2 separate regions of the Mus musculus genome follow, and region 2 is linked to region 1. Evidence: chromatin loops called from intact Hi-C (ENCODE). Cell type or tissue: left cerebral cortex. All regions are shown on one strand. Links, peaks and the distances in the headings refer to the core of each region. The heading gives the core; the rest is flanking DNA.

Region 1 (4,380 bases), core at 279-4,278:
TCACTCCCAGGACACCAGTGACACAGCAGCACTGTCCACAGAGCTTGCCCCCTTCTCCAAAGGGTGGCATCCAATATGAGAAAAAGTAAAGTCCGCTAGTGAGAAGCATGAATCACTCCAGGTCCCAAGATGCTGACTTCTAACCCGGTTCCCGAAAGGATGTGTGTGTTCAAAAACAGAGACAGAGGTGAAAGGCCTCAGGCTTGCTTCCCTCCAACGGAAGGATGCCTGGCTGGGCTCTGGCCTGGAGTTCTCTAATTAGCAAGTAAATACAGAAGAAGGAGGGCTTACTCAGCACACTGACTGCCAACACCTGACACCCGGGAGCTCCTGGGTATAGGTGGAGGCCAGCATGAGCTACACAGGGAAACATTCAGGAGACAGAAACAGGAAGATCTCTTTTGAGTTTGAAGTCAGCCTGGTCTTAAACTCCAGGACAGCTTGGACCACAAAGGAACCTTGTCTAAAAAAAAAGGGGGGGGGGCCGCTGTGGGGGTGTGGAGAGAGTAAGTAACTCACTGGTAGAGCATCTGCCTAGTGGACAACAGCCCCTGGGCTGCGTCACCAAAATATAACATATAACCCTCTGTCTCCACTAACCCGAGGCAGAAGGCATGGCCACTCCAGTACACACCAGGCATTCACTTCCTGCCTAACCGCACCAAAAGGTTACAACTCTTGTTGTAGTTACCAGCTACAAAATATAATAAAGTAAGTTGTCTACTCTTGGCACAGGGCGAACAGGTGCTCATTCAATATCCGGGATGGTGCAGGCAGGACCCAAGGCTGAGCTGAAATTAAAGGTAAGGACCTCGCAGGCAAGATATTTCTGGGCTCGGCTGCTGAGCATGGTACCATGGCATTAGTCCAGATGCTTGCCCTGCTCCTGGGGTCTCTCACCTGAGCCAACACAGTGGTCATCTCCAGGCCAGTCAAGAGCACAGAATGCCAGGCTCCAACGTTTATCTCCCGTTGGATAAAACTGCCCCCAGCAGGGCAGGTGAGTGTGGGAAAACTGTTCAATTTGAAATGGGCAACCCTGGCCTTCCCACGCACCAACTGCCGAGACCACGGCGATGGAGTGGAAGGGCATGCGGCCGGGCGAACATTGGAAGCCCGGAGCGGCCAGCCTTGCTCTTACTCCGGTGCAGCTCTCACGAGCGCCCGCTGAGCCTCACGCGCAGCACCACGCGTGCAACTGTGCGCACGGCACGCGAAAGGATGGCCGCGTCAGGGAGTGAGGCCCTTGCGAACCAAGAACCAGCACCCAAGTTCCGGGTTCTCGAGCCGTGGGCGGGGCTACACCCGGGGCGGGGCTACCCCGGAGGCGGAGCCTTGGTGTGGCGGGAGGCACAGCCGGGGGTGGGGCTAGCGCGCTGCCCGGGGCGGAGTGCAATGCTGGTGGGGGAGGGGCGCGGGTCGGTGGGGGAGGGGCGCTGAGGCTCGGGCGCGGCCCCGCGGGCCCTTTTTGCGCGCGGCCCGGCCTGCGTTCCGCGGAATCTGCTGCGGCTTGCGTACCGGGCTTACCTTGGGCTTCTCTTCCGACATGGTTGCGCAGCGACGGCGGCGGCAAGCGCAGCGGGAACCGGTGGCACTGGAGCGGGCGAGTCACGCTCTCTGCCCCGCCGCTCTCCCGCCGCAACTGTCGCGGGGCCGCGCTTTATCCCTAAATCCCGGCGCGCTGGTTGGTCGCGCGGAGTCACGTGGTCGGGCGCGTGCACGAGGCGCGCGCCCCGCGCCGCGGGTGCGCGCTGGCCAGCCGCGATTCAGGACGGTTGCGAATGCGTCACGGGGCGGGTCAGGCGCCCGGGTGCGCGCAGAGCCCCGGGGACGCGCGACTCAAGGTCCTAGGCCCAGAGACCCCGGATGTGGGTGCAAGACTGCGCGTCCACGCAGGGAGGCACGGGAGGAGTGGGGGCGCTGTGTGCTAGGTCAGGACCCAGAGGAACGTTTTGGCCCAACCAGTAGCCTCTTCACCACCCACATTTGGGGACTTTTTCTTATATGCAGGCTGCATTTGGGTAAGAGAGGGCAAAGAAACTCAGGCTAACCCTTTCAGGTGGTCCGGAAGACGAATAAGGAGGTTACCAGGCATGGTTTATGGACCACACACTCCTGGAACAGGCCTCTGGCCTTTAATTTGAATGTCACAGGAGGGCTCATGTCTAGAAAAGGCATCCTTTGAGGACACAGAGGATGGCTTCTGTTGGCCCAGAAAGCCAGCACATGCTCCCATTTCATCTTTTTTCATTTGATTTCCTGGATGGGGTGGACCAGCCTCCACAAGGGCCATTCCCAAGATGGCTCTCCAGAAGGACAAGCTCTTCCCCTTCATTCTCACTATCTAGCTGCCTTTCTCCCTCCTTACGTAGTCCCAAAGTAACCACTAGGTGGCTTGGGTGGGTGAGAGTGACAGGCACAGAAAGCTTCCCTTCTGACCTACCATTTGCTGTTTCTGGAATGCTATTGTGGACACTAATAACCCATTTTACACAGCACACCAAGATGCCTAGAAGTTTAATAACATGCCCAAGGAGTCAACTAGATAAGCAAAACAAGGGAAGCTTGAGCTGGAAGATCCATCGGGAGCCCTGGCTAAGGGGTCAAGAGTGTCCTTTCCTTGTATCTTGGCGTGAGTTTTTAGAATGCAGCCCACAGGCCCTCTGTGTCTGTCTGCTAACACCTGCAAATCAGGCCAGTCAGGGCTGACACAGTCACCCACAGTCGTCTCAGGAAGGTGTTGATTGGCCGTGTTCCAGGACCACACAGCAGCCTCCAGAGAAGTGGCGCTCTGTTTGACAGAAGTATGTTTCTGTTCCAAGGAAGGGCCAGCAGACAAGTATCCCCACTTCCTGGTAATACTGCAAAGCTACTAAGCCAAGTGTCTGTGAAGCCAACCTTTTTTAGCCTTTCCCCTGTACACATGACCTTTCTTCGAGAAGTTTGTCAAGGTCTTCCACAAGGACGCATTTGGAACTCATCCCACACCCAGACCAGACCAAGGTATGGATTTTCCTCAAATACAGATCATGGTCATCCTTAGCTGAACATATCTCTGGAATGTCCAGCTCAGACTGTGTAACTGGGAGACAGGACTCCAGAAACCAGGCTGACTGAAGCAGTTGTTGGAGATCAGAGCACACCTTCCCTCCACTATTAGCTGTGAGTGACTCGGGGCAGGCAGTGTTCAGACCACAGTGTACCACCAGCTCTAAGATGCCAAGCATTATAAAGTGTTGTATTAACAGTTTATAGGATACAAGAATCAAACCTGAGGGTCTGTGGCTGAGGGCATCTGTTACCAAGTGATCGGAGAACAACACGTGCAGCACAGGATGGATGAACTCGGCACCTACGTGAGCTGCAGCAAGAAACAGCCACACTGCGATCCATTCACACCATATGATGACCCATTCACACACTGAAAGCCTACCATTATGCAAAGTGAACAACCGGTAACAGGAAGATGCTCACTCGTGTGTATTTCAAAGCCTGTTCTTAAGATATGTGTATGTCTATGTCTATGTCTATGTGTATATGTAAACAGAACACTCCGTTTTCCCAAAGGACCTGAGTTTGGATCTCAGCGCCCCTTCTCCAGGACGTCTGGCACCCTCTTCTGGCCTCTATAGGTACTGCACTCACACACACCTACCCATACACAGAACACATACACACACCTTTTTTTTTTTAATGTTGTAAGGAGGCCCCTTGGGCATGGATGAGACCTTAGCATGACTTTGGTTACCTGAGAAGAGTGGCTTGCCTTGCATGGGGCATCCCAGCCTGCCTTCATACAGCAGACCCAGACACCCCATAATAAGCTGAGGTTCCACACACACCTAGTCACACACTCTTCCAAGGAGACAGCTGAGGATCAAGAACAGCATCCAGAGAAGATGAAGAGAGGGCCCTGGCTGAGGAACTTCCCAAGGGAAATCAAGGGACTCTGGGGTCTCAGGGAAAGAGAGGGACGGGAAGAAGCAGAGGCCCTGCTGAATCAGTACAAGTGTGTATCCACCTGACCAGAATCCCGGATCAGTGCAAGTATGTATCAGAATCTCAAGGAAAGAAAATGGAACAAAGAGACACAACCTAAGACATTTCCCGAGACTAAGCAAATATGTTCATGTTTCTTACAGACTTAAATAAATGGCTCTACAAATGGAGCATGCTTTCAAGTACCAAAAAGCCAGAGAAGGTTGGCTCAGAGGAACTCCCTGTAAGGATGGATTCTAAAGGTTCCTTGCAGTGAAGGATGTCCTGGTCCTGTTGCCTCCCATAGCTGCACGGACACCAGAGAGGCAGAGGCTGGAAGATCGCGAGTTTGGAGGAGACTCCTTATCTCAAGCTAGCTATTTTAAATTTTTTTCATAAAGA
Region 2 (4,380 bases), core at 233-4,232, 89 kb after region 1:
GGGAGACCCCAAACTGCGGGAAAATCTCAGCTATGGAGATAACCTGACCACAAATGGTACTAAGATACCCAAATACAGTTTTGACTCTAGCCATCAACAAAGCTAGAAAGAAGTCAAAGATCACTGGGGCAGAGGTAACACCTACCCAGCGGTCGTCTCTCTGTCCTTGGTGCCAGGCTAACTTCCTAATTAGCCTAGGTCCACAGAATCAGTGGCATCAATGTAGTGCCAGGGAAGTGTTTGTGACCCCCTCAAAAAACAGATAGGTAGCCAGGCGTGGTGGCGTTCACATTTAATCCCAGCACTTGGGAAGCAGAGGCAGGCGAATTTCTGAGTTCGAGGCCAGCCTGGTCTACAAAGTGAGTTCCAGGACAGCCAGGGCTACACAGAGAAACCCTGTCTCGAAAAATCAAAAAAAAAAAAAAAAAACAAACAACAACAAACAAACAAACAAAAAGATAGGAGCCAATCTGATGCAACTCACAGCAGGATCTAGCTTCTATTCTATTTGAGCTAACTTGGGCCCTTCCAATGCACCACCATCTCTTGGGACGGTTTTGGTAGTTGTGGGAGCCCAAATACCTATCGGGGAAGGCTTTATACAAACAGCAACTGGGGGCAGGGGGAGGGTTAAGTGTGCAAGCATCTAATTGGAAAGCCACTGTGGCCTTTAACACAATTGACTGGTGTTGGGAGTCCTATCATAAACTTAACTTCTGCTCCCTTCTGCATTGGTGGTCATTAGGCAGGGGTGGGCTTGTAACCTGGGGATGCAGGTTTGTTGGGGGAATAACCTGGAGGTACTGGTCATGTTGAGGGTATAACCTGGAGATGCTGGTCTTGCTGGGAATTAACCTAGAGACTGGAGCTAGGCTCAGGTTTTGTTGAGGAGGGGGGCAACTTGGAAACTAATGCTAGGTACCAGCCTGTTAGTTTACCTTAGTTCAAACTTAGGTCAGGTTCTCTAAAATGGAGTCTGATCTTCAAAGATCTGGCCTCTCATCAATGTACACACCAGAGGGTCTGGGAGGTAACGGCACATGGACACCCATGCCTGCCTTTCCCCATCTCCCTGATCACCAGACTTCAGGGAACTCCTGGGAAGTTGCTCTGTGCCCTTTGCAGGTTGACCCAGGTGGCTGGAAGGCCTTGGGCCTTGGTGCTCAGCCAGAAGCTGTGAAGGACAGGAGGCCAATTCCCTGCCCCACTGCCTTGAGCGGCTGGCTGGCCTAGCACCCATGATCAGAGTCAAATTAGGACTCTGTGTTGCGGGTTCCGTCACCAGAAGGTCCTGGGCCTCTGAGATGCTGTGTGTCTGTACCAGCCCTGTGCCTGGGGCTCCCGCCCTTCATTCACACTGTGATACCAGCCTCTTTTCTGCCCAGCCCTAGGAATCTGTGATCTCCAACTATAAGCTGCTAGGGGTCACTTCCTGGCTCTCACTTTTCTCTTAGTCCTCAAGCAGCTCATTCTAACCCCCACTGTAGAAACAGGGAAACTAGGCTTGAAAAAGCTCAGGCCTTGGCTAGGTCACCCAAAGAAAGGTGGACCCAGCAAACTTGGCCACCTCCCTGGGAGGATCAAGGGAGCCCTCCTCCCCGAGAAAAGCCAGGCAGAACTGTCTTGGATCAGTCGCTGGGGCTGGGGACGAACTGAGAGGTGATCTGGACCCTGCTGATGCCTGCGGGGTCTGGCAGCTGAGTTTCCAGGGCTGGGCGCGATGATACATTGTCCGCCTCCCCTCACCCCAAACCCCCATCCCGCCTCCCAGTAGCTGTATCAGTGGACCAGCCTGCGGTCACACCTACACTCTAGTTGACTTGGAGCAGGGTCGCGGTCTAGAGCCCGAGGGGGGGGGGGAATTAGCCAGAGACACCTGTACAGTCCTCTCTCTAACTGCAAAACTAGCTGTACAGTCCTCTCTAACTGCAAAACTAGTTTGCCAGGAGCCAGGGAAGCACGGGACACGCGCGCCCTCAGGCGGCAGGAAGAAGAGTTGAGGATTCTAAAAAATTAACTTTGTTGTCGTCGACTTGTGAGTTCCTTGGGGTGCCCTGGAACTGGCCTTAAGCAACTCATCCTCCATGGGGGAACCTGGGGTCCATCGGACAGCCCAGAGCACAGGAACACTGCTGAGGGTTGAGAAGGAGAAAACATTTAGGGGGTGGGGGGGTGGGGTGGGGATCTGTCCTAGGTAAAAGCCAGGCTAGCTTTCAGGGTGGCTCTGGCTGCCAGATCTTCTGGGGAGATGAACCAGGTTGTGAAGAGTTCAATGGACTTTATTCCCAGGTCATCTCAAAACAAGCTTGCGAAAGTAACTTTTATTCGCTTGATGTCCTTGTTGTCTCGGAGGCTTACTGCTGACTACGATCTCCTTTTCTAGCTCTTTCTGAACTCTTACTGGCTGATTCAATTCAGCTGTTCTGGCTCAAACGTCTCTTCAAGTCGCCTGATTCAATCTAGTTTGTCTCAGCTTCACATCTAGTGCACTGCTTGGCCTGCAGCCACTCACTCACTGTTCTAGATTGCTTTCTGTTGCTGTGATAAAAACACTTATCAAAGGCAGCGTGGGGAGGAAGGTGTTCTTTACATCTTACAGGTTGGATCTCATCGTCAGGGAAGGAGCAGGAACCTGGAGGCATCCCCTGATGAGAAACCGCATCGGAAAGATGCTTATTGGCTCTGCTCCCTGGCATGCTCTGCTACTTCAGCCACTGTGGGGCACCGGACTCCGCTTTGGGCTCACCTTCTCCCCACAAATCCCATCTCACTGTGGATCCCTAGCAGAGACGTCCCGGCATCCAGGATGCTCTCTACCCTAGAAGGGAAGAAGGCAGAAGGCCTCTACCCTGGCTGTGCCTGGGCCCAACTTTCTTTTGTGGCTCCAACTATAGCCCACTTTGGTTTTGTATTGTATTTTACAGGTGTCATTTGGGTGAAGAGCTGGAATTACCCTTCGTCCTTGCTTTCCTTAAGCAATACTGCACTGGGTGCACAGGGGCTGTTGGACACGGAGCCGACTGTGCAGGAAGACGGAGGCCGTTCGGTCCATCTGGTACCCATTTAAGTGGAATTGCAAAGTCCCCAACTCCAGGACCTGTTTTAAGGACGAAACGCCAAGCTGCACACATAGAGACCCGCATGAGTAAAACCGACGTGAACCTTTCTCCCTATTCTACCCCAGACGCGCGCGATAGAAACATGGCGTAACGTGCACCCGAGGCTTCAATAGTTTTACTTCCCTGGCTCTTGGCTGCAGCCACATCGCCACACGTCTAACGCGCTAGCGGGAGCGCGCGACGTAAGCACCGCAACTGCGCACGCGCTACGGGAGGCACTTCCGGGGACCGGCCGAACGCCGATCTACGCAGCCGCGGCTCTATTTCCGGCTGTCTGGGAGCACTTCCGGGAGGCTCTTCCACTAGTGAGGCGGCGTTGCTAACAGGCGGAAACCTCCAGGGAAGATGGGGAAAGTGAGGGCGCTGCGGGCTCGTGTGCACCGGGCGGCCGTGAGACCCGACGGGGATTCTGCACCGGGCCCTGTGCCCCGCGCCGTGGAGCCGGCGCTCCCACAATCCCCGGCGGGCGGAGCGGGGGCGAAGGTGAGGTGTGGGGCGCCGGTCGGGCCAGGTCTCTGCCGAGCCGGATCTCCAAAGATCAGGAGCCCTGGATGGTTGGGTGTCGCCTCTTCTGTGTGTGTTCCTGCCACTCTGGTTAGGGTCCTGACCCGGCCCACCTTTAGCCGTCATGCCTTCTCGGTTGGGGTGTGAGGCTCCAGAAGCGCTTCCATCTCTGGGGGAAAATATCCCACTACGCTCTGGAAATGTCGCAGGGCGCTGTCTGTCTGCCTCTGTCTATCTCTGTGTCTCAGTCTCTGGTGTGTGTTTGAGACAGGGTCTCTCTATGTAGCCCTGACTATTCTGGAACTCACGCTGTAGACCAGGCTGGCCTCGAACTCATAAGAGATTGACCTGCCCCTGCCTCCCACATGCTGGGGTTAAAGGCATGGCATGCACTTGTGTCCCTGGCGCTTGCTTGTTGCTTTGGCCTTTGGGATCTTATTTATTTTTATTTTACCTCATCTCATTCTTTCTTTATTCTTTTGAGACAAGGTTTCACCCTAGCCCCCCCCCCCAGCTTGTCACTCTCGTGCCCAGGCTGTAGCCCACTGTGCCCAGCTTTTATTTGTTGTTGTAGCCAAACTGAGAGCTTCTGTTTTCTCCCACACCCACACCCACGGGAGGTGCTGTGCAGTCATTGATTCGTGCAGCCATTGATTCTTATTTTTCCCATTTTTCTTTTAATTTGGTAACTTGGCTCAAATTTAAGCCTTGTGTTGACAGAGATTGTTTTTATGCCCCTTTGGTCAGCCGCGTCTTT

The links. Peaks named below come from ENCODE experiments on the same cell type or tissue, not always from the same donor. Only the 100,000 strongest peaks of a DNase experiment are listed, where the experiment ranks them.
Region 2: it touches region 1 in a loop (4-fold over the local background); 9 of 42 quality-filtered maps call a loop at or near these places.

What each region holds. Positions count from the first base shown.
Region 1 is chr10:77,603,489-77,607,868 of GRCm38, reverse strand. It overlaps Sumo3 (small ubiquitin-like modifier 3), which reads right to left and starts at 1,772. Exons shown (of 4, transcript NM_019929.4): 1 at 1,528-1,772. The coding sequence starts at 1,548. In left cerebral cortex, for the core only: CTCF peaks have their summits at 2,380 and 3,620 (motif pointing left); DNase peaks (open chromatin) are centred at 1,289, 1,728, 2,353 and 2,714; H3K4me3 peaks cover 1,705 bases; H3K27ac peaks cover 1,742 bases.
Region 2 is chr10:77,514,825-77,519,204 of GRCm38, reverse strand. It overlaps Fam207a (family with sequence similarity 207, member A), which reads left to right and starts at 3,392. Exons shown (of 6, transcript NM_133998.3): 1 at 3,392-3,602. The coding sequence starts at 3,465. It overlaps 2810425M01Rik (RIKEN cDNA 2810425M01 gene), which reads right to left and starts at 3,307. Exons shown (of 1, transcript NR_163865.1): 1 at 2,264-3,307. In left cerebral cortex, for the core only: CTCF peaks have their summits at 1,986 and 3,297; DNase peaks (open chromatin) are centred at 1,961, 2,569 and 3,327; H3K4me3 peaks cover 1,794 bases; H3K27ac peaks cover 1,270 bases.